Regions from separate parts of the Homo sapiens genome. Here all the other regions are linked to region 2. A link is a loop called in an ENCODE intact Hi-C map of the cell type or tissue named here. Cell type or tissue: endothelial cell of umbilical vein. All regions are shown on one strand.

Region 1 (5,000 bases), 310 kb before region 2:
CATGGGCTTTAACTTCCATAAGCTAATAGGTTTCAAAGTCACCAACTTTACTGGCCTGGCAAAAATGAGTCACAGTGAGAACTGTGACAGGAAAAAAAAAAGATATTCATTTCATTTCTTATTCATTTTTTTTTTCTATTAAGCCAGGGCACTGTGCTAAGTGGTATAAATACCAATAAGACCTGATCCTTACCCTCTGGGAAGTCACACTCCACTGAAGTGAAAGATGAGTTAACAATGACAAGGTACAGAGATTATAATATAGATGAGGGAGAGAGAAACTCGGCCTGAGGAGGTCAGGAAAGGTATTTTAGAGAAACTGATTTCACTATATAAATGTTGTATTAACACAAATCTTACTTTGTTATGGATTCAGACTGCTGACAGGGCAACAGCATTATCTCCCTAAAGAATGAGAAATTCATTCCATAGCAAATTTATTAGAAGAGAGTCTAAAATGTCCTAATACTACCAGTGACTCCTCTAGGAAAAAAATTGTCATATAATTTAGTTATTTCTAAAGCAGTTTGAAAGTAGCTTGGCCTAAAGCTCTGATTATATTAATTTTTTAAAGAAACAATTATTCATTCACTGTATGAGGATTATTATTATTTGTCTCATGTTGTGTTTGCATATCCATGAGAGTTAGATGAGTCATTTTCTTTTGTTTTACTTTTTAATACATTAGCAAATTATAAAATTACTCATATTACACCACAAAGATTACAAGGATGGCAGCTTTGGCCAGTGTAGTAGTCCCACCTATTGATTAGAGTCAAAAGTAAAGCCCAGCCCTGCTTTGTGCATTGCTCCTAATAAAGTGGATGTTACTTAACACATACGCAGAAGACAGAAGCGTCTTCGTGTCCTCACTTTACTCCTCACTTTCTTAACTGCTTAAGTATTTCCACGATATAAATGCAGTGATAATAATAATACGGACAGTCCCTGACTTAACGATTTTTCAACTTTTATGATGGTGGGAAAGTGATACGCATTCAGTATGGCTCCTCGACTTACAATGGGGTTGCCTCCAGATAAACCCATTGTGAATTGAAAATATCTTACACTTAGCACTCCATTCTTAATACCTGCTAGAATTATAGATTATCCCTCAAAATTGGCATAGTATAATATGGGTATCAGCAAGTTGTTGCACTTTATTCAGAGCTTTACACTAGGCAGGGGTGGGCTTTACTTTTGACTCTAATCAATAGGTGGGACTACTACACTAGCCAAAGCTGGCATCCTTGTGGTCTCTGTGGAGTAACGTGAGTAGCATTATAATTTACATCCCCCATAACAAATGATCCAAGAGAGTATGTGATCAATGCAGCAGAACTATTGTCTTTTATTATCTGATTTCACATGTAACATGCCATCACTTCTGCCATATTTTATTGGCCACACAGACCAATCTTGGTAAAGGACGGAAAGGGACTGCACAAGACCATGCATTCAAGGAGGCAGAGATCACTGGGGGCCATCTTGGGAGGCTGGCTACCACACCCACCATAAATAGAAAACCAGAATTATTTGCCAAAAATAGACTTTAACCACAAAAATGAATACCATATAAACAAAACAAAGTCACAAAATTTCAGCTGACTTGAAGACTCATCTTTCTATTAGTTAGAAAGGGAATTTACCAAGTAGTAGAAGACACAGGAACTCCAAAATAAGATATCTCATTGTCTTATCAGAAGGGTTGACAGGAAAATGGGCTGGGCACTGTGGCTCAAGGAAAATGGGCTGTGCACTGTGGCTCACACCTATTATCCCAGCAATTTGGGAGGCCAAGATGGGAGGATTGCTTGAGGCCTGGAGTTTGAGACCAGCCTGAGCAACATAACGAGACCCCGTCTCTACAGGAAAAAAAAAAAAAAAAAAAACGTTATCCAGGCATCGCACCTGTAGTCTCAGCTACTCAGGAAGCTAAAGCAGGAGATTCAGGCTGCAAAGAGCTATGACACACCACTGTACTCCAGCCTAGGCAACGTAGCAAGAACTTGTCTAAAAATAAATAAATAAATGAGTCAAGGAATGAATGAATGGATTGACAGGAAATGACTATTAGTTGTACGTGGCCATGTGTTATGAAATAGTGAATACTAGTTAAAACTCCTCATTTTATAGATAAGGAACAGATAGATAGACTTGTCCAACTTCATGCTAATAACCACAAAGGGCTATTTTTAACTTATGAAGGTACATTGCCTCTGATCCTATAGCTCAGAGTCTTAGCTGTGCACAAGACATACCTGGGATAAAGAAATCAAGATTGGCGTAATGTGCACATCCTGACATTTCAGTTGGATATAAACAAAACTTTGGAATTTTTCATTTTTAGCAGTGGGTGATTTTTTTTCTTTTTTTCTTCCAGTAACTGTAGGACAGTGATTTAGAGATTCCTTATAGGGTATAACTTTTTTGTATTATAACCACTTCATCAATAGATGTATCTGTTGATCGTACTTTTGATTTATAGGGGATAGAATTGGGTTAGTGCTTCCATTTTCTGTCCAAGTAAAGAAGCTAGGATATTTATAGAGTACAAAAAGAAATTGAAACAGCTGGTACAGATATTTGGCATTGGAGAGCAGCTCTGAACAAAGGTGAATTATAGTCTAGTGGTCAATTTTGTGGCCTATTCTTTACAAAGAATTGAACCTGATACAGTTAACCATCTACCCCAAACTATTATTTGTTTAAAACACAATCTATTGGCTGGGCGTGGTGGCTCATGCCTGTAATCCCAGCACATCGGGAGGCCGAGGCGGGTGGATCACGAGGTCCTGAGATCGAGACAATCCTAGCCAACATGGTGAAACCCTGTCTCTACTAAAAATATAAAAATTAGCCAGGCGTGGTGGCGTGCACCTGTAATCCCAGCTACTCGGGAGTCTGAGCCAGGAGAATTGCTTGAACCTGGGAGGCAGAGGTTGCAGTGAGGTCATGCCACTACACTACTACACTCCCAGCCTGGGCGACAGAGCGAGACTCCATCTCAAAAAAATAAAAATAAAAAAACATAATCTATCAAACTGTGTAAAACACAGTTTATCAAAAAAGTAGTTACCCTTGGTGGGTACTGGCTGGAATTGGGCAGAAAGGGGGCCTGTTGGGGTACTGTTCTGTTTCTTGATCTGAGAGCTGATTACATAAAGGTTCTTGGTTTGTAAAAATTTATTAAATGGTTCACTGATTTGTGTACTTTTTTTATATGTGAATACTGCAATAAGGTTTTTTATTGCACTGTTTTCAGTTTGTTGAACAGAAAAAGGGAGACTCTTTTTGTTGTTTTTGACCTCTCGACCTCATAATGGCAATGTAGGCAAGAACATTCCCTCAAGGCAATACCTGTGGGTGTCTTGGTTATATTCCACCGGAAACAAAGACAGAGGCTGTCCTTATAAAATATGTTTGAAGACCTGTGAAACTTTAATAGTGCCTTTTATTCCATATAGGACAGCACAATTACCTATGTGCTGGAAGGAATGATTGCATCATCGATAAAATTCGAAGAAAAAACTGCCCAGCATGCCGCTATCGAAAATGTCTTCAGGCTGGAATGAACCTGGAAGGTAATATAAATATCTGAAAGCAATTGTTTGTCTCTGTAGCTTATAAAAATTTATCATTTTACTTTTGAAGATACACGTAAGCAGATGTAATTAATGTAGTCAGTTCAGTATATATATGCTTGACTAGCATAATGTTACTGCCCAATAAAAATGGGAAATTTTTTTCATGAATATGTCATATTGTTTGTTTATCCACCAGTTCTTCTTACACACACTGAATTCAGTACAGCCAGACTATATACAAAGAAAGGAAATTATGTAATAATGAAACTTACACAACATGCAGCAACTTTATTATTCTTACTCCTTTTTTCAGCCTCAAAACTATTCCCTAGGGTTGGAAATGTTTCTGTATCAGACATATTTACATGTCCATTTTTCTGTTTGCCTTTTAAAAGCATACCTTTTACTTGGAGATCTGTGTTTTATTACAGATCTTCAAGCGGGGGGTGGTGGGAAAAAAAAAACCTCAAGGAAGAACTGGATGGGTTTTGTTTTGGTTTTCAAGTAAAGAAGAAACCTGGGCCGGGTGCAGTGGCTCACGCCTGTAATCCCCGAAGTTTGTGAGAATCCTTCTGTCTAGTTTTTATGTGAAGATATTACCTTTTCCACCGTAGGCCTCAAAGCGCTCCAAATATCCACTTGCAGATTCTATAAAATGAGTGTTTGAAAAACTGCTCAATCAAAAGAAACGTTCAACTCCATGACCTGAATGCACACAACAGTGAGAAGTTTCTGAGAAAGTTTCTTGGTCTCCCCGCACTTTGGGAGACCAAGGCAGGCGGATCACGAGGTCAAGAGATCAAGATCATCCTGGCTAACATGGTGAAACCCTGTCTCTGCTAAAAACACAAAAATTAGCGGAGCGTGGTGGTGTCACCTGTAGTCCCAGCTACTCAGGAGGCTGAGGCAGGAGAATCACTTGAACCCGGGAGGCAGAGGTTGCAGTGAGCCGAGATCACACCACTGTACTCCAGCTTGGCGACAGAGCAAGACTCCGTCTTGGAAAAAAAAAAAAAAAAAGAAACCTGAAACTAGTTATAAGTTAGAGTTTCATATCCCTGTTTATATAACAAGTTGTATAATTAACACTGATCTCAGCATTAAAAAATTTTCCTCTGAAAAAAGTTTGGAATTCTGCTGTGGTTGAAATTGCAAGTTCTGTGAAGGTAGTGGTGATCTCATAACACATATGCTTAGTATTTATTGTGAAATTAGCACTTTTATTCAACAAATATGCACCAACAAGGCAGTCACTAGGTATAAAATGAATAAAATAGTGCCTGTATTCAAGTAGTTTATCTGCTAGTTAGGTTGCAGAGTCAGTCACAAAATAGCATGGCACACCATAGAGGGCATAGGGCCACAGGAACAAGAGGAAGGTCACCTAATTCTGTCTTGGAAGTCAAGGAAGAA
Region 2 (5,000 bases):
GAAACAGACAATTCAGGCCTTCCTAAGAGAAAACAGGATACAGATTTATCTTATTTGGCTTAACTCAAGGCTATCAAAATCCCTCACATAGCCATTTATTTTCTATGTTCCACCCCTGTGTGTTAGCTCTACATCCACCAGGTGACAACGAATGCTTCTAATAGTTTTGAAGCCTATGGTACCACTGGGGAGTTCTGAAATAAGGGCTAAGAAAGGGGTTCTGTACCTGTTGGTGCCGAGTCCCTTCCCCTACACAATCAGAGGCATCTCAAGACTAGGCAGTCTCTTAGAAAATGGCCCAATAAAAAGTGACCAAATGGCTGTGCTCCTACAGCCATCCAAAAGACAGAGTCTTTTAACAGCCCCGGAAGCGTTCTTGCTGGTGAATAAAAACTGCTGCTTGCTGTTCAAAACATGATTACAACAATGATGATGAATAGAAAAATAAACTTTCTTTTCCATTAGTTCAAGCATTGCCTGTTGCTTTGTACCTTGTGGATATAAGCAACTTATCTCTTAGTATTATTCCTCAGTAACATTGGGGGAAAAAAGTGCTCTGGACACCCGTGAATACTACTGTTCAACATCCATGCACCTCTTTTTCCAGGGATACCACCCTCATTTTCCTTGGGGAGCCACCTCCCTGCCAAGGCAAGTTCATATGGTTTGGGTGGGGCTGATCCCAACTCCATCTTCAGGTTTGTTGCATGTGATCCAGACTATGCATCCTACTGCACATATGATTGGCCCAAGCCAAACTCAGCCGATGACACTCACTCATTTTTTATTACAACTATGGGAAATGAGGCCTTGTGTTGCTAGGAAAACAGGATGCATACCTGAAGCTTTTGAGGCCAACTTCGGCTACCACACAGGCAAAGCCTTGAGCAGAAAAGGTCAAACAAAGAAATGCAGGGCCATGAATGAAGGGACATGGGATTCTGATGGTATCATTTGAGCCCTTTTATCTTAACATATCAGAAGCTCATCCCTGCTCTTTCTATAGTATATCAATAACATACTTTTTATTTTTTAGTTGTGTTTCTGTTGCTCACAGACAAGGGTTGTGGTAATTTTTTTTTTAAGTGCATGACAGAAAAGCCTACTTGTGCTTTATAGGGAACTCTAGAGTGAAGGAGAAAAATGTGCAACAAAGTTGAACGAGAAACTGTGCTGTCATCCTTGAATTTCCCATTCCTTCTACCTCACATATCCAATCAGTTCCTAGTTGTATCACTTCTATTACTTTCATATGTCTTGAACCTATTCCTCATCCCCACTTCTTCTTCTATTGCCCAAGGTCAGATTGTTTTTGCCTTCTCACCTAGACCTTGACATTGGCTATATCCTGGTTCTTGTTGGCTCCACCCTCTGGCTCTGCTCACTTGCTCTGCAAGATGTGTTTCCCTAAACCACAGTGTTGGTTGGAGAAGAGAAGGCTTCAAAACATCACAATACCAGTCTTCAGATTCTCAAAGGGCAGTGATGTGACAAAGGGGAAATCTTATTGTGCTGAACAGAGATGAAGGTCAGGGTGGAGTCCCCAGGAAGGCAGATTTCAGCCGAACATAAATGACTGACAGGAGCTCTTCATGGTCCACTAAAGCAGGAGGCTGACCCAGCATCCTCTTACACACAGACCTAAGCCCCCTTCTGTCTAGAAGGCATCCCGGGCATTCCTGGGCTGATTAATTTCGCTGCATTTGGGGTTTAATCATTGTCAGCCTAACCCTTTCACTGGTATAGGCCCTGGACAGATTCCAAAACAGGGAGAAATGGATTTGGATGAAGTTGAGTCAAGTGGTGGATGGAGCATGCTGTGGCTTTGGAAACTTGGCATTAAGGTCTGTGTTAAAGCAAACTAAATATGGCCTGAGAAGGACTCCATGCTCCTATATCTGAGTCCTTGTGGACTAACTGTAACCTAACTTAATAGGTAGACAAGGTTGAAAACCTAACTTAGGAAAATTTACCTATAACAACAGCTGAGTCTTGGCCAATCCCAGCAGCCATACCTCAACCACTTATACACTGATGAGTGTTCAAACTATGTTCAAATAAGGCAAACACCAAGCTGTAACCAATCCAGTTGTTTTTGTACCTTACTTCTGATTTCCGTACGTCACTTTCCTTTTTTTTTTTTTTTTTTTTTGTCTATAAATTTGTTCTGACCACGAGGCATCCCTGGAGTCTCTCTGAATGTGTGGTGATTCTGGGGGCTGCCCAATTCGCAAATTGTTCATAGCTCAATTAAACTCCTTTAAATTTAATCTGGATGAAGTTTTTATTTTGTCACCTGGTTCTACCACTTTTGAACTATGCGCCCTTAGATAATCATTCAACATTTCCGAGTCTGCTTTCTCATTGCAAAGTAGAGCTAAGTAATAATACTTATGAGAGTATTAACAGAATTTAAAATAGTTATCACAGGGACTGGAGGTGCTCAAAAACGTTATTTCCCTTTTCCTTACTCCACAAATATTTCCTAACTTACTTGATGGCTGCAGACAACCTTAATCTCTCGTTTCTTTGATCTCTTACTGCTCCTACAGTCTATATTCTACAGAATTTAATACTTCCAAATAAAATTTTTCATTCTTATCATTTCCAATCTCCAATCAAGGTTAATTTTACATTTCTATGGGGCAGGGTTTAGGGGAAGTGATCTATGCGGCATCTAAATGTTTGCATATATTCAGTGTCCAAGAAATTATTCCTCATTAAAGGACAAGGGGCTTAAGGATGCGCATTCCTTCGTCTGGGTCTTTCTCTGCAGGTCAGAGGCAGGTCATGATGACCTTGATGAGCAAATTATCCTTATGGCAATGCTTTCACATTTTGAGTGTCACTGGCACTTACCGCAGTTCTCTGTGAGAAATTTCAAATTAAGCTGATATAGTTTCAAGAGAAAAGGTGAAACAGCTCCTCCTGGAGCATGTAGGTGGTAGGTCACACCCCAATAACCAGTGAAGGAGTAGGCCATTTATTTTAACTTGTTTTTGGTTCTGGTGAATTAGGCACAGGCTAACTGTTCTGGGATTATTAACACTGATTGTTGTGGGTGCTTCTCCTCCGCTACCCCGTGACTTTGATTTGTGTGTTACATAAACACTGTTGCCATAGTTATAATTCAGGAAGCTTTGTTGTTTGACCTTAAGAAAAATTCAACCTCAAATCAGGATAACACTGACTCTCTAGACCACAATAGACCATCAGAGGGTAGGATCTGCCAAATTTCTTCAAGCTTCTAGAAGGAACTACTGTATTTTGGGTAACAAGCAAGCAACAAGAGGAGGAAATGCTGCAATGTTATGCAATTTCCTTGCATTTCATATTCAGCAATCCTGAAAACCTTTATAAGCAACTTCCCTAGCTTTCAACCGAAGATTGGAGTCACAGCCAACATAAACAAAAACTGGATGCAAAAGAGGAAGAAAGAAATCTAAGTAATGTACAAGTCAGAAAAGTGTTTCAGGAAATTTTTAAAGGCAGCAGAAAGGGCAAAAGCTCATTTGCTATCAAGTGCATGACAGTTAAGTAGATGGCGTGCAAGCTGACATGTATGTAGGATGTGGCCAGGTCACAGTGTGAGGAGTCTTACGGCTCTAGCACTTCCTGGCTTCAGGCTGATGCAACATTAAAAAGTGGATGTGAACCCACTCATCTGTCAGCATGCCGTTTTCATGGTGAGAGGAGAGACCACCTCCCATCCTCCCAAAAGAAACTGAAATACTAAACAGAGAATGTCTTTATGTGCTCCCCTCCCCAACCCCCAACCCCCAACCCCCAACCCAGTGTTTTTGGAAATAGTTATACAGCTCTGTTAGCAGAAGAGAGAACCTTGCTCTTTTGTGCTTTAGAAAACTGCATATGAGAAATTCCTCGGGATGGTATGCAGCACACCAAAGTAGGAGCTCATAAGGCTCTTCTGCTGCCCAAGTGGGTCCCAGCCCAGGAGAAACAACGGGCAGAGAGTGAGTCACAGCACTATGCAGCTCCTTTCAACCTCCAGTCCCTTCTTCCAGGAGGTTCCGGGCAGTGGCATGCATAGCTGTCTTCATTGCAACTCGAGGCTGATGCAGTCAGACAAACTCAAAGCACGTTCATGATCGCCTTCATCCCCACAATGCCCCTTGGAGAGGCAGAAGGTGAATGTTATGTTATCCAACACAGACACAGGGAAAGGTGACTTCTTCCCTTGCCACAAACAGCTGTCAGTTCAGAGGACTGCATTTCTAGATCTATGACTCGAAGCTGAGTTTCCTACCCCAAATCCAAAAATAATCTTGATGCCAACTCGTATGCATGCAACAAGAGATTCTGAGAATATTCACTCTTTTATTCTGTTGCTTTGAGCTGGCAGTAAAGGGTATCCCCAGCACTGTGATCACATGGAGAATCTCAGTATTCTCCCACAACTCCCAAGGAGCAGAATGAGGTTTCTAAAATGGAACTGTAGATTCTAGAATTCTGCACTCTGTGTGGGTCCCCCACCTCCATCACAGGCAGAATCCACTCCACTTCCGACTCCAGGAATAGTGTGACTTAGGCCAGCCAGAACAGCACATTTACTCCCAATCCACATACCCTTATAAAAATTCTCAAACATACAGAAAAGATGAAAGAAGAGACAGTAAACATGCATATACCCATCACCTCCATTCTACAGTTGTTCATATTTTGCTATATTTGCCTTATCACATATCTAGCCATCTTTCTATCATCCATCAGTCCATCTTGCTTTTTAATAAATTTTAAGAGGAGTTGCAGATATCAGCACTTTTAAACATTTCAGAACACATATCATCTAAAGTTCAATATTTGTCCATTTTTAAATGTAAAATGTACATACAATAAAATACATAATTCTTAAGCATGCCAATCATGAATTGTGACAATTTCATATACCCATGTAAGCTAAACCTCTATCAAGATAGAAACATCAGCTCAGATAGTTCCCTCAGACCTCCTTCCATCTTACTCCCACCCCTCACACACCC
Region 3 (5,000 bases), 580 kb before region 2:
GATGAGATTTGGGTGGGGACACAGCCAAACCATATCAGCTATATATCCAGTAATGGGATTGCTGGGTCAAATGGTATTTCTGTCTTTAGTTTATGAGGAATTGCCACACTGTCTTCCTCAATGGTTGAACTAATTTACGTTCCCACCACAGCATATAAGCATTAAAGGCCATTTTTATGCAGCTTATGCCCATGGTAGCATTTCAGATGCCATAGGAATTGAAAATGTTTTTATGTTTAGCCTGAGTGATACAAGAATGTATATTCAGGAAAAATGCCAGTGATATAGCAACATATACAAGTTAATATCCCTTTTACCCATCCCATTCCCCACTCCCAACCTTATTCCCCTCCCTAGAAATAGCTGCTTTTATCAGCTTAGTGCACATCCCTCAGTGCTTTTTTTCCATATATTTAGATAGATAGATAGACAGACAGACAGACAGACGGACAGACAGACAGACAGATAGATGGATGTATATGTATGTGTGTAGAATTTTTTTAAATCATAGTTGACATCAGACTATATCAATTATTTGCAGCATTCTTTTTTCCTTAACAATCCCTTTCTTTTCAGTATATAGAGCTCTATAATATTGTTTTAAACTGTTGCATGGCATTCCATAGTATACCATAACTTATTTAGCCATTCCCCTATAATTAGATATTTATATTATTTAGTTTTTTACTGTTACAAACAATGTTATAATCAACTTACTTGTACATTTATCCTTGTATATTCTTCTGACTGTATCTGAGGGAATATTCCTAGAAATAGAATTGCAGAGTCCAAGGATGTGTATTTTTATGTCTATTTTTAATTTTGACAGAAAAATCTGCCAACTTACCCCCCACCCCCAGAAGAAAAGGATAATTTCCTCTCTAAACTACAGTATATAAAAGAAAATGTGAAAATTTTGCAACACCATCTCCTCAAACCACTGCAGGAAAGTATTTCTTTCCATCTAAAATATTATTCTTGGTATCAGAACTTCCTGATAGCTGATAAACTCTGGCGCCTGGCTCTCTGGAGGCATTTGGTGAGCTCCCTCCACCCCACCTTAACTGGAAGGGTATTGACACTCCCCTGCCAGGGAACTGCAGCTGGACTCAGGCTCCCACAGTTCTGGGTTCTTCATAACACTCATCTTTCCATATTATAACTTATCTATTCATGTTTGACTCCTTTATTAGGGAATAAGCTCCTCAGGCAGACACCATGTTTACTCATCTCTATTCCCAACACATACCTCAGTGTATGACACCTGTTAGTGTTCTTTGTACCACTGTTTGAATGAATGGCAAGAGGGAGGGAGGGAAGAGGAGTAGGGAAAAAAGGTAGGCTGGTTTCCTGACAAAACTGTGAGGGTCCCAAACCCTGTGAGACTTGGTCAAACTTTGTGTGAAGTAGACAGATTCAAGATTACTAGTCCTGCCAGACTCTAGAAACCCAAGCATCTGGAACCAAAGAGGAACATATTTTGTTTCTAAGACATTACTCAACCACATACCTGATATGGGTGACACTGCCCATCTCCAGTCTCTGAACTGCAAGACAAAATACAGGACTTTTGAGACAGAAATGACACATTTTGAATTTTCCAAAGGCACGTCAATTTTTTCTTTTTCTTCAACTGTCTTAGATAATAACAAAGCTGTGTTTGGAAAGATGAAAATGAAGGATGTTTCTGGTTTGTTTCCAGCCTTAAGTCTTTCCCAGGACCTGTCCTTTTAGAGCTCAAACGACTTCGTACCACCACACTGTCTTCTTTCCCACTTAATTTTCCAGACATCCTGCAGGCTGCCTGCCCACTCCATCCTGCCTTAACTTGCTTTTCTACTCAAAGGAACCCCCTGAAGGGACTCCTGTGCTCATTATTTAAACAGCTGGAAAATTGCTTTGCCTTTTCTCTGCCTACATGTGGCATTCAGGACTTGCAGGATATGCTTTATCATTGAGTCTTGCACTGACTCAGGCAATTTCCAGGAAATATTTAACATTTCCTGAATGCAGTCAAGTTCAAGGAACTGTCTAGAACCACTCAGGCTGAACTTGCACAGTCTATATCTAAAGCCACCAGCATTAGTGATCTCAGTATGAGGGAGATCTATACATAAATGTCAGCATCCACATACAAGATAAAGGAAGGGAAAAAAAAAGAAAGAAAGTGAACAGGGAGGGAAGGAGGAAAAACAATCTTAAAAGAAAGACACAAACACTGTAGTTGAAGACATGGCAAAAGATGCTATGTCTTATTTGAATCAACAAAGTGATAGATTCTTAGGGACTACCTTCTCTATAGGCCCCTTTAACATGCTGGTTTAAATACACTACGGATTCACACAAACTAGCTGCCTATATGCCTGGAACACTTGTTTTTCTGTCAGTGATCAAATACTTATTGAATTTACCATTGGCTTCAATACTCCGGGCTTCTGAGATTTTTGTAATACATCAGCAGCATCAGACATGAGCTTCATTAGTTACTCCAGCAATCTTAGCATTTCTCATCCAAACCTTCCTACCACCTTCCAGACATCCTGAAAGCTGCCTACCCACTCCAACCTGCCTTAACTTGCTTTCCCAGGGGCCTCTTATTCTAGCAGTACCTCTACCATTACAGTTTCTGAATTTATAGCTTTATGATTGGAAACCCTCTTGAATAACTCTATATATTTTAGAACCAATTAAGAAATATAAGTATTTCCTTACCTGGGGTTTACTTTTGCTGTTTTCTGTCTCCTTGGCTGCATTCCAAAACTACTACCAACCTAACCCAAGGACATCTTTCTAAATGCTGTCACTCACTTTCTGATTTTAATATTATCATTATTATTATTTACTTCATTTGTCAGTAACTTATTTGAATTTCCTCTAACCCAGAGGTTCTTAGCCACAGTGTTGAAAAGTCATTTATATGGATCAGTGCTATTGGTGGCAAGTTCCCAAAACCCAGTTCAAACTGAATTAAACAATAAAGAGAAGGTACTGTGCATCTGACAAAGGACTAATATTCAGAATCTACAAGGAACTCGAACAAATCAGCAAAATACATATCTTTATTTATTGGTAGATTTTATACCAATAATGTCCCTTGCCCACTTGTCAAGTACTGGAACAAATAATCCCATCCACAAGTGGGTAAAGGACATGAATAGGCAATTCTCAAAATAAGATATACAAATGGCCAATAAACATGAAAAAACGCTCAATATCACTAATTATCAGAGAAATGAAAATTAAAAGCACAATGTGATATCACCTTACTCCTGCAAGAATGGCCATAATTTAAAAATAAAAAAATAATAGATGTTGGCTTGGATGTGGTAAAAAGGGAACACTTTTACACTGCTGGTGGGAATGTGAACTAGTACAACCACTATGGAAAAGAGTATGGAGATTCCTTAAAGAACTAAAAGTAGAACTACCATTCAATCCAGCAATCCCACTACTGAGTATCTACCCAAAGGAAAAGAAGTCATTATATGAAAAAGATACTTGAACATGCATGTTTATAGCAGCAAAATTTGCAACTGCAAAAATTTGGAATCTGCCTAAATGCCCATCAACCAATGAGTGGATAAAGAAAATGTGGTGTATACATATACTATGGAATACTACTCAGCCATAAAAAGGAATGAAATAATGTCATTTTCAGCAACCTGGATGAAGTTGGAGACCATTATTCTAAGTAAAGTAACTCAGGAATGGCAAACCAAATATCATATGTTCTCACCTATAAATGGGAGCTAAGCTATGAGGATGCAAAGACATAAGAATGATATAATGAACTTTGGGGACTTGGCAGGGGAAGGATGGGAGGGGGTTGAGGGATAAAAGACAACGCATTGGGTACAGTGTACACGGTTCAGGTGACACGTGCACCAAAATCTCAGAAATCACCACTAAAGAACTTATCCATGTAACCCAAAACACCTATTCCCCAAAACCTATTGAAATAATTTTTTTAAATAAGAATAATAGAGAATTATTAGCTCCTATAACTAAAATACACCAATAAATATAGGTTTGTGTGTGTTATATGGACTTTAGATACAGTTTTGTTTGGCTCTAGCTCCTTTGATCTGCAATTCTCTTTGTTCTGCTACTTTGTCTCATGCTGACTTCACACATGGTAGCAAAATGGCAGCAGCACTTCTAGGTTTCACATCCACACTGTACCACATCTAGGAGAAAGATCTTCTCTTCCCCACAGACCTCTTCTCAACCAACAGTCAAACCACAGTCCTGGTTTTCCCTCCAGGAAATCATAGGTCAAATGCCTTCCCCTGAATCTAAAAGAATGGACAACTGGTTTGCTTAAGTTCATCAACGCCTACTCCTAGAGCCAGGAATGGGTCACTATCACCCTTACCCCATGACTGCTACTCATTGGGGAAGGTGGGAAATAGAGACAGGGAGTTCAGCCACAACATGTGCAACAGGGGAACATAGGGAAAGAGGAGGATTTGTAGTTCCTGAGCTCAGAACTATATACAATCTGCAGAGTATTTAATCAGTGAGTGCCACAGTCCAGAAGTGTCCATATTAGTAATGCAAGTGGGTTGAACATATGAAATATTATCTATCAGGTATGACTCAAAAGATGGAGAACCTCTGCTCTAAGGCATAAGCTACTCAAACCAGGAAGTGTGTTATCTTTGTTGCTGTGGCATGTGGTGAACGTGAACTGAATTTACTTCCAGTCTCCTGGACCACCTGACTGTCCCCTCTATTCTTCCTCTTTCTGTTAATATCCTGATGTTTACCCTCCTCTTTCCTACACCTGGTTTTCATCTCCTTAAAGTCTGGAATAAGGGAAAGGCAAGATCACCACCCCTTTTCTGGAGAATATAATTTTTAGAAAAAAAGACCACGAAAGCTTGAACATGTGATCAAGTGAAGTAACTTAATAGAGTCGAATAGGGAATGATATGTTTCCTGTGTGAACATCAAGAAAAGGCATCCATCCATGGACTTAAATGTCATTTGCCTGTGGA
Region 4 (5,000 bases), 1.1 Mb before region 2:
GGGTTGGATTAGTGAACTTGGGTTCAGTTTTGAAATTAACTAGAGATAGCTGCCTCTAGTTTTAAATTACAGATAACATGAGAACATGAAGCCAGATGTTATTCACTTCATTTGGAGGGTGACTGGAAAATCTTTTGGGCTACTGTAGTTGTTTTGCTTTCCCTCACATAGAAGAGCTAAGCTGGTGTGCAAAATGGTTGGGAGAAGAGGGAAAAATAGATTCTACTTCTAGCTCTGCCCTCAATCCATCATACAGCATTGAATAAAGTAAGTTTTCTACTTCCTGTAAAATGGGGATAAAAATGCTTCCTCTGCCCACTTCACCAAGGAGAGGATCAAAAGAGACCATTTATGTGAAATGACTACACACATGCAGGACATTCTTTTGTAGATAATAAACAGATATATATTCATGAGCTGTTTACATTAACCTGTGGTTGGGGTAAAACCAGAGCCTAAGCCCAATATACTGAGGCAAAACTGTGGCCTCTTCTGTAAGCAACAGAAGGTGGATTTTCTTGGCTTCACTCAAACCAGACAAAGAGTAGGCCATTTCCAGCCGGGCACAGTGGGCCACAGCTGTAATCCCAGCACTTTGGAAGGCTGAGGCAGGAGAATTGCTTGAGCTCAGAGTTCAAAACCAGCCCTGGCAACATAATGAGACCCTGTCTCTACAAAAAATAAAATTAAAAAGAGCAGACTATTTCATCTGCATTCAAAAGTCCTCACTCAGACTCTTCATTTGAAATTGTCAGGAGACAATATGGTGTTTAAGAGCACAGGCTTTGTAATCTGATCAACCAGAGCTCAAAAGCCAGCTTCTGTACTAGAATCATAAAGGAATTGTCCTCACTTAGTCTCAGTTTTCTCATCTCAGCACAGGGATAACTACTGCACCTCCTTCATGAGCCTTTGTGGGATTAACTGAGGGAAAGAATGCCAAGTACTTAATATGGTGCCTTGTAAACTAAAAGTGTGCAATAGATAGTAGGTGCTATTTATTATTACGGACAGTAGTGGTCTCAGCAATACTTGTAGCAGCAATATCACGAGAGACCATTTTTTTTCTTACAATTGTGAATATAATTACTTTGGACCTAATTTGCACGTATTATACCTAAATAGTTGACCAGCTGTCTTGTGAGCAATTTTCATTTGTTTTTACTAAGTGAGGGATATTACCTTTTAAAAAATGGTCCTCTCAATATAGATTTTTTTATCTTTTGTGCCAGATATATATTTCCTTTCATTTATATATAATTCATTATTATCTAAAGGCATCTATGGCAGTAAAGGTCTAAAGGCATCTATGGCAGTAAATGATACGAATCTTGACCATAACTTTTATTCTGTGAGACTGACTCATAAAATCATGTGTTCTTTGTACCTCATTGCAGAGATTTCTTTTAAAACTGCACTGGTGTTCATATGTTAGTTAGCATATCTTTAATGAGATTTACCTAATTTGGCTCAAATAAAACAAGGACCTGGTTACTCACTTTGATGTGTACATCTGATAATAAGTCTGACGAGAGCCACTGTTGGAATTTTCTTTGTTTTCTGAAGGCTGATACAGTTAAAGAACAACATGGGGGGTTAAAAGTCCTAACAGCATAATTTGAAGGAGTGTCAACAAGCCCTATATTTATTGTAATTGTACTTGGGCAATATCTCATTTCCACTTGAGCTTCAGAGCTATAAATAGTTCTAATCTGTTTACTTTGTACACTTACTGGATTAATTACAGTAGAACATGCCAAATGATATTATTGTAGCGGTTGGCTAAATGTAACACAAACATGATAATTAAAATGATTACTTTTTAATTTCTCCCCTTTTCAGTTTTATGAGCTGAATTTACAGTGTTATAAGCCTTTAAGAATCTGATTTAAGAATCACTGGACTTTTCTGTCAATGCATTTCATTGTTGACATTGGATTTAGTGTTGTTCAGTGTTGTTGGGAGTTTCCTTCAGAAAGGAAACACCTGGGTCCTGCTTCCATGTGATATCTACTTGGTGAAAAGTGCATTGTTTCCATCATACTTGCATCATTGTGGAGTAATCACGTTTCCATTTACCTATCCAAATTGATGCTGGTAACGCACATTCTCACATACACACACACATATACACACCCCTGGTAGAGAAATTGTTTCCTCTTGCATCAGTAAAAGTGATGTATGTTTATTTCAACATGCCCTCCAGCAACCTTTTGGTGCCTCAGCACTACCCAAGACAGTAATTGTGCTCAGCAGCTACCTCATCCAGGCAGTTTCTTATTTCTAGATGTCTGACTACACCTGGGAAAGTACTGTTTTTGTTAACTTACCAGAAGAGGGCCACTGGGAAGAAAGGAAGTGAAAAATGGTTACTGCCAAAGGTATTATCCTTTAATCCTAAAAAGGTTGCTTAAGCCCCTCTTGGTTCTCCCATTATGTTCCTTCATGGTTTGCCAATTAACTTATCCCAGTGCTCTGGGGTCATTGATCTAGACAGCACTCCTTTTGGGTTCCCCTCCCACCAATTCCCAGCAAAGTTGTTATAAATGCACTGTGCTTCCTTTTTGATTGTCCCTTAGTGGCTGGGTTGCTTTGTAAAGAATTCGATGCACAGGTTTCAGCAACCTCTTTACAAAGTGGAGACAAAAGCAAAAATAGAAGGGAAAAAGGATACTCCAACGGACTAAAACGACAGCAAACTTTAGCTGTAAACTTTTTAACTGAAGAACCTGGAGTTGCTTTTGAGAATTTTAAAACAAAGCACAAATAAGAGTTGGGAATATTTTATTTCTTCTGTGTACCTCAGGATTTTCCACTTTATACCTGGCTTTGAATAACTCTCTATATAGTCTACATTCAAAATATCAAGTAATTTTACCTAGCCTTTGGTAAAGAAGAGTCCAACTGGCAACTGCAGAAACTTGTCACCTTCAAGTTTATCCAGCGTTCCCAATACATTTTGAAGTAGTGAGTGTTTCTAAGAACTCAATTCTGAGCCCTGTTTTTTCTCTTTACATCTTGCCCTCCAAGACAGTTTGTTTGCTTTTACAGATTCAACTTTTGCCTCCATGTTAGATCTATCTAGTTTATATCCCAAACACCAACACTACACTCATGCTCAAATACCTATTATCAATTGCCTGCTAGACATTTCTTTAAGATACCCCACTGGCAACTCAAAGTCAAGTTATGCACAGTGGAACTCCTCTCTTCCTCCCTCTTCTACCCTGAAAGTCTGTCCCTTCACATTGCGTGCTCTCTCTCTCTCTCTCAGTGGGTTGCTCTCTCTCTCTCTCTCTCCTTCCTATCTCCTGTTGCCCTTTTGACTTCTCTCTTCTTCTCCCTTTCCCTCTCTCCCTTTCCATCTCTTTCTCACATCCATACCACTAACCAACAAGAATGCAGAGTCATCATTTGATTTTCTCTCCCCATAGCTTCTTACATCTCTGAACTAGGCAAGTCTTCTGTATTCTTTCAAGTCTCACCCATGCCTTCATCCTCTACAGTACTATGGTTAATCATCCAGGTTATGTAAATGTTTATTCAATCAATGCTTATCAGTGGTCTACACTATGCTGGGCACTGTAATGGGCACAATGAGGATTCAGTGCTGGCAAAGAAACGCTTTTTTCCCTGCCATGGCAATTGTCATCGTTATTGCCCCTGTATTATTACAACACTCTCCTAATTGGTATTTTGGAAGCTGGTGTCTCTCCCTCTCCAAACCATCAGGTCACAAATTACCCTCCTCAAAATACAGCTTTGGGGAATGATACATTTCTAAATATTGTGTACTTAATTATCAGTAATTCTGCTGTATGTATTATGATCTAAAGCCTTTGGAACTCTTTATGTAGAACATCATAAAGAGCTGCACTTCTAGGCCACCGACTGCATTTTGAATTGTGACTACCGTCTTATGAATGAAGTACCAAGTCATCTTCATCTGCCAGCCTCATTTCCTTCGAATACTGCAGCAAGCCACCTCCCTTGAGAATGAGGGGCAAGGGCAAGGGCCTGTAGTATTGTACTGCCCAAAGCAAGACTCTCTGGGGGAAGATCAGAGTTCCCAGGCTAACAAGGTCCACGGATCAACTTCCCATCTGAAAAAGTTAGCACCATTTAGTGCCAAAGCCACTGTCTATGCTTGTAATGCCAGCTGTACACCTCAAAAATGCATGTGGGAGATTTGTAGATAGATCAGTGCAGGTTTTCTGCACTCTGCTCTTCAAATATCAGGGAAAGCTCCTGAGGAAGTGACATCCATTTCTTTGTTTCAAATGGTTCCTCTTTTTTGTTATCACAGAAGCAATGCATGCATATTGTAAATTGATTCCTACAGTACAAAAGTATTTGAAGTAGAAATTGGAAGTCCCTCATGTGTTCCCCACCCTCACAGATTCTAAGGAAAGTAGGAGTTGATAGATGTGAGAAGAACATGTTGGACTGAGATTTTCACTAACGTTTTCAGCCTCCTTTGTCATGTCAACATCTCTTTTCCCCAACATCTCCTGTAACAAAGTAGAGATGAAAAGCCAATATAGGTGACACATTTTATCCCAAATCCCTGCTCTCAGTAGCATTCCCAGAAGTAGGAGAAGAGGCAGAAGCCAAGGAGGGCACCTAGACCCTTCAGTGACTGAGGCACAACATTCCCCCACACCCAGGATGGCAGATTAAGCTCATTATACACACAGACCTCACAAGTCTATACTATAATACCAGCATAGATGCTCTTTCACCACTAGGTGGTTCTGTAACCTATCTGATGTCATTCCCACTTGCCGACTGAAGTAAAGAACAGAAAATTTTAGGACAGTTTCTGTTGTCACACCTTCCTCATTTGTTTATATCTTCATTTTCAACTGCTCTTCCACATCCAGATAGAATTTGATCACAAAGTTGATATGCACAGTCTCACCAAAACTGCCTGTGTGTTACTTGCTGGGAAGAGGGCCATTTTCCTCTATAGGCCAGGCTCAGGCTGTGAGGCTGCAGGC
Region 5 (5,000 bases), 61 kb before region 2:
TGTGGAAGCAGAAAAGACTGATACCAAAATTCAAACCCCCTGAACTTTTGTTCAAGCCCTTTCTTGGACTGAAACTGCAAAAGTGAAAAAATATCTACCAAAACAGAATGAAGCTGAATATAGGCATGACCTTCTTTAGAGTATAGATTAATACTTCAATACAGATTTCAGTAACTCGGGAAAGGAAATCCATGTGAAGACTGCTCCCAGGGGGAAACTGGAAGGTCAAGAGGGCCGTTTTCACAGTGGATGGTCATGTTTAATCTGGGAATGACATCTGAGAGGGCAGTCAAACTGAGTAAAACAGAAGGAAAGTCAGACTCCCCCACAAAGGGAAACATCTCAAAGATCACAAAGATGAGTGGAAATTTCCAGACCACGCAGACAAAGATGAGTCTTCATGATATAACGCGCCATCCCCCTCCAGGAAATTAAGAGTTATTAAACTCTAGCAAAGACAGCTGCATCGGAGATGAAATCAGCCTTGCGACACCAAGAAGCAGAAGCGGGAGGGGGAGGGGCAGAGGAGGGGGAGGGGGAGGTAACCTCCATGGAAATCAGCCCTACGTGGCTTGTTCCTTCAAACAGGTGCACCACCCCACAGAGCATTTGAATCACGAAGAGCCCTGATATTCACAGGGAAGTGTGAGACTTGCAATAAGGTAGGACCTGAAACCAGATATGAACAGCTCTTTCTCCCAGCTGCCCCTGTGCTGGCTCATCTTCTGCTAGGAAGGGAGAGATGCTCAGCCCTTTGGGCCAAATGCACACAAACTGCTAAGCAAACACAAGCAAGGCAAAAATAAACACATGCACACACAGAAATCTCCCAAGTGGACAAGAGCTGTGTGTGCTATGTTTTCAGCATCCAGCCCTCAGGGTTTTGCTTGCCAATAACAAAACTATGAAGAAAGCCCCATCTAGTCAGCAAGAATGACTTATTTTGGTTTCAACAACTGCCCCAATTTCCCATACCCTAAAACCAGCTCTATCATCTTCTTTCTCCCGTTCCCGGATTTCTCCAACAGATTGTAGAAATTAACATTTATGGAAGGTGTATTATGTGCCAGGCACTCTTCTAAGAACTTTGTGTAGATTAATTTAATCTGCACAACTCTAAAAGGGTGGGCACTATTACTGTATTACTTTAGGTTTTCCAGAAAGAAGAGACTTGAAGTATAGTCACGCATCGCTTAACAATGGAGATATGCTGAGAAATATGTCATTAGGCAATTTCATTGCTGTGTGAACATCATAGAGTGCATTTGCACAAACCCAGATAGATGGTCGAGCCTGCTGCACACCTAGGCTCTGTGGTATAGCCTATTGCTCCTCGGCTACAAACCCACACAGCATGTTTGTACTGAACACTGTAGGCAACTGTGACACAATGGGAAGTACTTGTGCATCTAAACATAGCTAAACATAGAAACTATAGAGTAAAAACATGATATAATCTTAAGGGACCACTGTCATATATGTGGTTCATCGTTGATAGACACGTTGTTATGTGGCGCATGACTGTACATAAAGGCTTACCTGACACTACTTTACCAGGGGATTCTTGGGGGAATGAGGCGGAGAAGAGAAGCTAGACCCCACCTGGTTCAAGCACTAACACAATTGCTCAATCTCTTGAGACCATCTTCAAAGAGGCTGTTGAACAATTGCTTCTGAGATACTCAGCTCCCTTCTCCCACTGGCCAAAGGTTTTCCCCTCAGAGTTTTTTAACTTCCCCTTGTCCCAGCGTATCCGTGTGTGAATGCCATTTTGTGTCATGCCTCCCTAGGGTGGGAGGTAAGAAACGCAGGCATGAGGCTCCAGGCTACCAGGCTGCACTTGCAGGAAGGGCAGCGGAGCCCACACAGAAGTGGTCATCTCAGTGGTGGCTGCAATACAAACAGGAGAAGCCAAGAAAACCTGATGTGCGAAGTTAAAACTTTCTGATACAATTATTATCATCTTTTTCAGATTAGGAAACTCAGGCAGAGAGAAATAATTCACATGCAAGGTTACATAAGAGATGAGATCAAAATCAGGCAGTTTGGCTACAGAATGTTCTCTCTTCACCACTGTGCTCTTATGCCCCATGGATTAACTTCATATACGTAGAAGTCTGCCAGCTGCCACGTTTCAGCCACAATTGTTCTGAAGAGCTGGTGAGTAACCAGTCAATGTAAGAACATAAGTATCGCAGATAACACTCATGATGCAATTCAAAGAGGATGCAGCAAGAGAGGACTCCAGTGCCCAAAACAGTGTGAGCGAATCAATTTATCCACCACCACTCAGCCAAAAAGAGAGGCATTTCATGAAGAACACGCTCCCAAGGCCAATGTATAAGAAATCTAAGCTCTGCTAGGATTAGCAAGGAAGAAACTGAGTCATGTTCATGTTTGCTGATACTCTCTCACTTTTATAATACTCCCAAAATTAAAGGCGGCACCAAGTAAGAAAAACAGAGTGTCTTCCTCCCACTCCTCCCTTAATTTGGGAGGGGATTCCATGGACTCAGAAAAGGAAGAGATGAATCAGAAAACAGGAAATTTATTGAGAAAATAAATCCAAACATAAGTGGAACAACTCAAAACAAACAAGAGACCCAAATCAAAGGAGCTCTAAGACTGCTGAACATTAACAGCTTGAAGTCAAGCATTTCCCCTTTCAGAATGGGCGTTACATGTGATGTGAAAGATTTAGTTCCTTGAATTCAGAAATGTTGTTGGGTTTTTTAAGGCAAAAAATTTAAACTGAACTGATATCTTTCTCTCTCCTATCTCTAAAGGCTACAAAGCCACAGAACAGACAAATTCTTGGGTTGAAAGTAAGCAAAGGTCTGGCGGTGAGGCTAAATAATGTTGAGCTCTGATTTCTTCCTTTCCATTTCCATTAATTTAAAGTGCTAAGTTGTCTGTTTGCTTTAAAATATGTCGTTGTGCTCTGTGCAATGTCCCTTTAAATAGATTTTCCTTTGACTCTGCCAAAAATAGCTGGAGAAGGTCCTTTGAGAATCCCATTCTTAGTCTTAAAAAAAATGCACTCTTCTTCCTGCCCCATACCCATAAATAGGCCAGGAAGCGGTATCACTCACTTCTTTCATGGACCTCCCATCTATCAGAAATAATAAATCTTCCAGGAGAAAAAAAAAAAAAAAGAGCCAGTCAAGGAAGTAACTCCCTTAGCCCATTTCTGCTTGCTCATTTATGTGATTCACCAAACATCGAGCTCCTCTTTTGGCATAAGCCAATAGGTAGGCAAGGATTGAAAACCCAAATGCCTACAACACGGCCAGGCAGGTAGGAGACCTGAATGAAGTAGGCCGGGAGCAAGAGACAACAGGGACTGTTAGGAACTAAGGCAAACTGGAGAAGGCACACCCTGGGGGATAGGGTGTGGCTTCTACTCAGCTCCAGCCAATTGTCAGTGGTGAGATACGAATTTTTCAAGTAAAATCGCCCCCTTTAAAGATGTTGGAAACCTGTTCAAAGTTTCAAAACAGTAATGTGTAGGATACCACCACCACCAAACACATGTGTGGGCTGCTCTGGCCATGGGCTTCGTTTGTAACTTCTAGGTAAGAAACAAAGACAAGGGAGACAGACTGCCCATCCCCTGAGAGCTTAAGATGTCACAGGAGGGAGAGATACATACCTGGGCAAACTGTCCCACCAGGTGGAATGTGATACATGCTAAAAGAGACGAACAAGCAAAGGCTGTGGGAGCTCAGGAAAGCAAGAGGGCACTTGTGGCAGGAAGGATTCTTGTTGGCAGTGACATTGACATTTGAGCTGAAGCTAGAAGAATGAGGTAGCCTTTGGCAGGCAGAGGCTGGGGAGGGGCCATTCCAGACAGGAGAAAATGAATTGCAAAAGGTAAAAGGATGGAGCAGGGAGGTGGGTATTTGAGAAGCGGTCAAGAGACTCTTCATGCATTTGCCCAACAAATATTCATGAGCGTCTATTGTGTGCCATGCAGTAGGAACAGGATGGTGATCATGAGAAACAGACACAAGATGAAACTGCAAATTCCAAAAACGTCTGGTCCAGACAGGGCTTTGGAGGCCATTTCCAGGGTTTTATCTTAAGAGCAATGGGGAAGCTGCCTTTGAAGTTTTTTTAAGCAGGGGAATCACATGCTGAGATTTGCAGTTTTCAAAGTTCCCTGGAAGCACAACATGCACTCTGTGGACTGGAGAGGAGCCAGAGCTCCACCAGCCAGAGCAATAGGGAGGAGGCCTTCGCAAGCAGCGTGGGAAAGACACAATGGCAGCTTGGACTACAGGAGTACTGATGGAGACAGAGAAAAGTAGACAGATTCAAGAGATAGAAAAGGGTTAAAATCACTAGAACTCTGAGTTCCCGGTGGGAGTCAGTGAGGGAAAAGCCCGATAGGACTGGAGAATGGGGTCAATGTGGCTGCGTGGGGGTATCAGGCCATACCACCAGTGGCCCAGCGGCCAAGCAATCCTGCACTGGCAGCACTGCGGTGTTCAGTGGTTACTAGAGAGAACAAAGGTTCCGGAGCCAGGGTGTATGGCTGAGGGAAGGCAGCCAGAGAAACTCACAGGAGCTTTCCATCTAAGCCATCATCACAACATACTGTTTTCTTTAAATGTGTTTTGTAAAATTCTACGGCTATTTTATTTGGACTAGTCTTGATGGCAAATGAATAACTAGCACTTCTCATGTTTAACAGCTCATTGGTAAGTTAAATCTTATCTTCTAGATTTGGGATGGAAAAAGAGGGAATATTAGAGTATCTAAAATGTGCTTATGTTAAGTATTAATGTTCACTTTCTTTTATTTTGAACCCTTCTTAAGAACTTCAAGGAATGCTACTGAACCACTAGGGCTCATCCTCCTTGGTGCCAATGCCTGGCAAGACTTTTTTTTATAACCACAAGCATTTGTATATGAACCCAATTCACTGTTTCTAGATCATTAAAGAAATATGAATACATCCCTTTTTGATTTGCAGAGATGCCTGGAAGTACTCAGAC
Region 6 (5,000 bases), 960 kb before region 2:
AAAAAGTTAATATGAGGAAATTTTATCATTGTATATGCTACCTTTTGTGCTAGACAAGTGGGAAAATAAGAATGTATATTTATATTTGCTTATACTTGCATTAAGAAGCATTAGAAAAATAAACAAGAAGTTGAAATGTCTATCTGGAGAGCTGAGGGGGAACAGGGAGAAATGAAATAATACAGGAGTGAGGTTCTTAGTGTATACCTTTTCATATTATTTTAAAATTATATTTGAAGCAGGGAAATGTATAACCTACTCAACTTTTTGTTGATGTTTTACAAAAGAACTGTGATGTCATATACATGCAGGACCTAATAAAATGCTGGTTACTCCAAATACCCAATAAGTTGTGTTGATTCATTACAGGTGGAGCAACAGGGTCACTGTGTTTCAGTGAGCTAAACCCAACCTGGATACTTTGTGTTCATGTGAACATGCTTCCACAAAAGGAAGTCGTTATGTTTGTTGATATAACCTTTTCTCACCTCCCTGTCATGCCAAACCTCTCTCTCTCATTCATTTGTCTTATAGAATTATAAAGAGAAGCTCAAACTTGATGCCACATTCTTCCTCTTGTAATAATAACTGGCATGTATGCAGTGCTTTGCAGCTTACCTGTTTTGTAAAATGTTTCCTTTGGACTGTTACTTATGGAGACCATATCTTTGTTCTCTTAGTCTAAACAGTTAGATGTCATTGATGATCCAGGCCAGCCTTTGAAAAAAAAGTGTAGTAGAGCATAATTAAGTATATAGAGTCTAAGTCAGAAAGACCCTGGTTGACGTCTCAGACTCATCAATATTTGCTGTATAACCTTGGACAAGTTACTTATATTTTCTGAACATTTGTATTGTCATCTATAAACTAGGCATAATAATTTCTACCTATTAGAATTGTTGTGATGCTTCTACACAGCAAGAGGAATCAAACGAATAGCACTATGTCTCCTACATGTGAGTGCCCAGTAAGTATTAAGAATGACTTATGATTATTGTTCTTATTTATATGTACTTATTTTCAGTGCATCCAGAAGGTCCTGCTCCTGCTCCGAATGTCTCCTTCTTGTTCCTTGGCACAATGAACATTAGATGTGCATGCTTTGGGTTAAGTACATACTTTGCTAAGGTGCTCCCATTTAAAATGCAAATTTACATGTGAATTATTGGCTTCTTAGCTTAACTTTGATATCATTTGCCTTCCAAGATGACTAAAAAGAAATGGAAAATAGGGGGACTGGGACAAGTACTTTCAGAGCATCCACTTCTCCTCAGGAAAAACAGATCAAGGAGGCAAAGTTGGAGGAATCAAGGGCATCTTTGCAGCCTGAAAGGCACTCAAAATAGCAACAAAGACTGAGGGGGATAGGAACATGGGGGTAGGGTTTTGAGAGGGAGCCCCTCTCCACAGATCTGCCAGGCCACCTCAGAGGCGCTATACTGTGCAGCATGTCAGTTCTGATCCTGAGCACCTGCATCTCTACCTGTCAGAGCATATCTGGTGATGAGCCATTTGCTTTGGCTTCTTGGCTCCTGCCACTGGATTTGAGTGTGTGTCACAGTGTGACTGTGCACCAATTATCTCCCTGTCCTCTTATAAATTTCATTCAGGCTTTGGAGCATGAATGTGATTATGAAATTACTCTAGGTCTTTCGTAAGATGTGTTGAAGCGAAATCAGACTAAAGGTAGGAAAAGAGATTGGAAAGTGCTGTCCCTAATCCAGAAGTGAGGCTAGGAGAGGCAGCTAGAATAGGATTACTTTGCCTCTCCTCCAAGGATTACTCAAGTCTTAGATCATATTTCACCACCATCAAGTCTACATCCCAATAATGACTCATTTTTGTGATCATCTTGAGAATTTCCACACAATAATCAGCTTGGTCTTAAGGTTGTTCCATTTTGGTTTTTAGGATTGATGAGCTAACTATATCCACTATTTCCCACAGTTATTTCAGTCCTATAGTCACATTAGGCAAGTGTCTCTTCCTGAGCCAGCAGGTGTCACTATTGATCAATTGAAAATAAACATGGTAGACCTACCAAGATAAAGATAGATCTACCTCTGATTAGAAAAAAAAAAAAATTAACTTGGCATTTCAAGTTAAACTACTATTGCTCAGATCCACTGAATTCCTTGTAAACAGCTGAGCTCTCAAAAGCATGTATATTTCTTCATCACCGCCTATCTGCAGATACAAGGCATGTAGAGGTCTTGTGAAAATGGAGTTGAAGAGATGGTCCTCATGGTTTCACTCCAGGACCAATGCTCTGAGACTTACTTAGAGCCTTATTTTCTATATTCTTTTTCTTTTCTCTTTATAGCTAGGAATAGTCAATCCTAATTGACCACTAAGGGAATCTTCCATGGTATATTTTAGCCCCAGAATGATTTTCCTCATTTGATATATTCCTCAGACATTAAAGTTGATTTCAGAGAAATATGTACCAGAAATAATCAGTAAATAAATCATGTAGTATACTTCAAAACCAAAATGTAACTTTGGGGAGAGATGATCTCTGACTCTGCATCATCTGAGGCACTGTTCTCTCTTTCAACACAAAACTAAACAAAAGGCAATTTGTTAAATACATTTATGCATATCCCTTTCCTTTACAAATATACACTAAATATTATTATATACAAACTACCATGCTTTCTCCATGAGGCTTACCTCAACCCCCTTCTCTTTTAGAGAATTTTCTTATATAAAATTCCTCTGTCTTTAATATTTATTTTCTCTCAATAGTTCTCTTGTGTAGTTTGGTGTATATGTATTTTTCTACTGCTAGATTGTCAGTTCTAAATTTTTTTAAAAGGTAAAAATATTGGATATGTTCTACCCACAGAACCTCTCCATTTCACATGTGGCTTATGAGAGTAGCCAGCATTGCTTGATTTCCTTTTGTAATTGAAACACCAAGAATAATGCCTGGCATAGAAGAGGTAGCCAAAAAAAAATTTTAATGTTAGGCATTTCAGTGATGGAAAAACAAAGACCCCTTCTCTGCACCCATAGTGAAATGCTTATAGTCTAGCAGGGGATGTAAAATATGCATGCAAATAGGACTTCCAATCTTGTATTAAGTCCTGTAGCAATAAAGTGCACAGGGAACTCAGAAAACGTCTCTGAGTGGCTGGCCATGAAAGGTTTGCAGGAAAAAAAACGGGCTTTAATTTAGAAATATATATATATAGAAAAGAGAGGGAAAGAAGGAGATAAAAATATTTGGCATGAAACAAATAGCAGAGCTGAGGCATAGGGACAGGGAAGCCTAGAAGATACATAGAGTATTTATTTGAATAACACCTTAATTAGGTAAAATAAATAAATAAATATAATAAAACTTAGGTCCTGCAGGCATAATTTATGTAGATAGTAGGGAATATTGAGCTTGAATCAGGAAAAATAACATCTAAAGAACTGGATATATAATATTCCATGTTTTACAGTGTTATAATTTAATATTTTAGATGGCACTATGTTACTAGCTTTGAAATTTCTCTCATACTTCCAATAATTTAACTTCTTAGAATAATTCTAAATAATTGCCTGGGAAAGTGAGAAACCTTTTTAGTTAACTTATGCATTGCCAAAGATTTTAGGGGGAGGGTGTCAACTAGAAGGAAGAGTAAGTGCAAAGGCCTTAAGTATGCTTAAGGAATCAAAAACAAAAACAAACAAAAAAAGCTACTGATGGGAAATTGAAGACTTACACTTGGAAATGGGAAGGAAGTAGGGAATACAGTCATGGTATTCTAACAGGAGGCCACTTCCTGCAGTCAATGATCTCTAGCCTTTTTTTTTTTTTTCTGTCTTTACAGTAAGAACTCAAGAGTTGATTTTAGAAGGAAGCGACTGATTGGCTGAACTCTAGTCACCTATCTGTCTCCTAGTCAAACCAGGGTAGTAAAAGAAAAAATTCCTCAGAGAGAACTTCCAGGAACCTCTTTTGCTTCCTTAGTTTGTAGTAGGCCCATAGATTTACCATTTCATCACAATACCCAATGGAAAAGAGTTAAATTCCTAATGAAAATGGAAGTATTGTAAGGAAGAGGAAAAGGTTGTTGAGTGTCCTGAAAGCAACAAATACCCACTTCAAGGTGGGGAACCACTGAAGCTTTAGACAGAGCAAAAATGGCTAATGGAAAATGGCTAGCGGAGAGGAGTGGAATAGAATTTTTTTTTCAAAGCACCACGTTGATGGAGAACCACATAAGAAGATTGTTGGCTTTTACCTGCTCTTGTCAGGACCCTCTCAGTCCCAGCATATTCAAATTTCCATTGATTAGGTCATAAACTAGGTGTTCTGAACTCACATATAATTACAGAGTGAGGATAAAGAGGAATTTTTTAAGATCAGAGAGGTATTGAATAACTAGAGTTTGGAGGAAATTCATCAACAGTGACAATAGCGCAAGAATATTATAAAATCATAAACCTTGAACAAATTGTGTGAAATGCTGATCCAGAAAAGAGCCAGATGCTAAATAAAAGCCAGAGGACCCAGCCACTTTAGCTGTTTTCTCTTCCACCGCTGACTTACAGAATGGGCTAGGTTTATACGCATGGGAAATGATACTGACCAAACACACCCTGGCAGAACCTCTCTTTTTCATCTCCTTTTCCGGTTCTGAATATCCAAGCTGAACTACAACTCTGATGACATTACCTAAACACTCGTGCTTCCATATTTCCATGCCTTACTCACGTAATTTTCTCTACCTAGTATCCATCAGATAGATACAGATAAAAAACCTCAGGTTGCCAGTATGGCAACCTCCCTATAAATTAGTCTGAGTGATTCCATCAGTTAGAAGCGATTTATCCCTCTAAATTCCCATGAAATTATAAAAGTCTCTCTCATAAAGTGCTCACTATATTTTTTGTGGTTTTCTGGTTATCTTTTTAAACCTCTTATTTCCCAAAAATAAATACAAATGATCATGGACAAACTAACTGAAATCCATACCTGTAAGAAACTTACACAGTCCTTTAAC

What was found. Hi-C counts contacts between places; a loop is a spot of excess contacts. Peaks named below come from ENCODE experiments on the same cell type or tissue, not always from the same donor. Only the 100,000 strongest peaks of a DNase experiment are listed, where the experiment ranks them.
Region 1: a loop joins it to region 2, with 5 times the contacts of the local background. A loop is called at or near these places in 4 of 110 quality-filtered maps.
Region 3: it touches region 2 in a loop (2.1-fold over the local background); 3 of 110 quality-filtered maps call a loop at or near these places.
Region 4: a loop joins it to region 2, with 12 times the contacts of the local background. A loop is called at or near these places in 7 of 110 quality-filtered maps.
Region 5: it touches region 2 in a loop (5-fold over the local background); 13 of 110 quality-filtered maps call a loop at or near these places.
Region 6: a loop joins it to region 2, with 14 times the contacts of the local background. A loop is called at or near these places in 11 of 110 quality-filtered maps.

Annotation. Positions count from the first base shown.
Region 1 is chr5:143,308,681-143,313,680 of GRCh38, reverse strand. NR3C1 (nuclear receptor subfamily 3 group C member 1) reads left to right here. Exons shown (of 9, transcript NM_000176.3): 4 at 3,468-3,584. Among named protein-coding and RNA genes, the nearest start is that of NR3C1, 93 kb to the left of the region's middle. In endothelial cell of umbilical vein, no CTCF peak of the experiment used is centred here; DNase peaks (open chromatin) are centred at 60, 2,010 and 3,890; H3K27ac peaks cover 3,639 bases.
Region 2 is chr5:143,001,170-143,006,169 of GRCh38, reverse strand. All of the region lies in intron 11 of ARHGAP26 (Rho GTPase activating protein 26), which reads right to left. Among named protein-coding and RNA genes, the nearest start is that of ARHGAP26-AS1, 130 kb to the right of the region's middle. RefSeq lists an enhancer at 3,723-3,792. In endothelial cell of umbilical vein, CTCF peaks have their summits at 2,740 and 2,954; DNase peaks (open chromatin) are centred at 3,269 and 4,049; H3K27ac peaks cover 1,496 bases.
Region 3 is chr5:143,583,210-143,588,209 of GRCh38, reverse strand. LOC105378209 (a long non-coding RNA gene) reads right to left here. Exons shown (of 4, transcript XR_944375.1): 2 at 1,511-1,547; 3 at 718-767. Among named protein-coding and RNA genes, the nearest start is that of MIR5197, 94 kb to the left of the region's middle. In endothelial cell of umbilical vein, no CTCF peak of the experiment used is centred here; a DNase peak (open chromatin) is centred at 1,919; H3K27ac peaks cover 322 bases.
Region 4 is chr5:144,142,229-144,147,228 of GRCh38, reverse strand. No RefSeq gene overlaps it. Among named protein-coding and RNA genes, the nearest start is that of YIPF5, 26 kb to the left of the region's middle. In endothelial cell of umbilical vein, a CTCF peak has its summit at 4,736 (motif pointing right); DNase peaks (open chromatin) are centred at 1,598, 2,028 and 4,848; H3K27ac peaks cover 2,540 bases.
Region 5 is chr5:143,062,555-143,067,554 of GRCh38, reverse strand. All of the region lies in intron 17 of ARHGAP26 (Rho GTPase activating protein 26), which reads right to left. Among named protein-coding and RNA genes, the nearest start is that of ARHGAP26-IT1, 130 kb to the left of the region's middle. In endothelial cell of umbilical vein, no CTCF peak of the experiment used is centred here; a DNase peak (open chromatin) is centred at 3,064; H3K27ac peaks cover 925 bases.
Region 6 is chr5:143,965,218-143,970,217 of GRCh38, reverse strand. No RefSeq gene overlaps it. Among named protein-coding and RNA genes, the nearest start is that of HMHB1, 160 kb to the right of the region's middle. RefSeq lists a silencer at 4,977-5,000. In endothelial cell of umbilical vein, a CTCF peak has its summit at 1,995 (motif pointing right); a DNase peak (open chromatin) is centred at 2,017.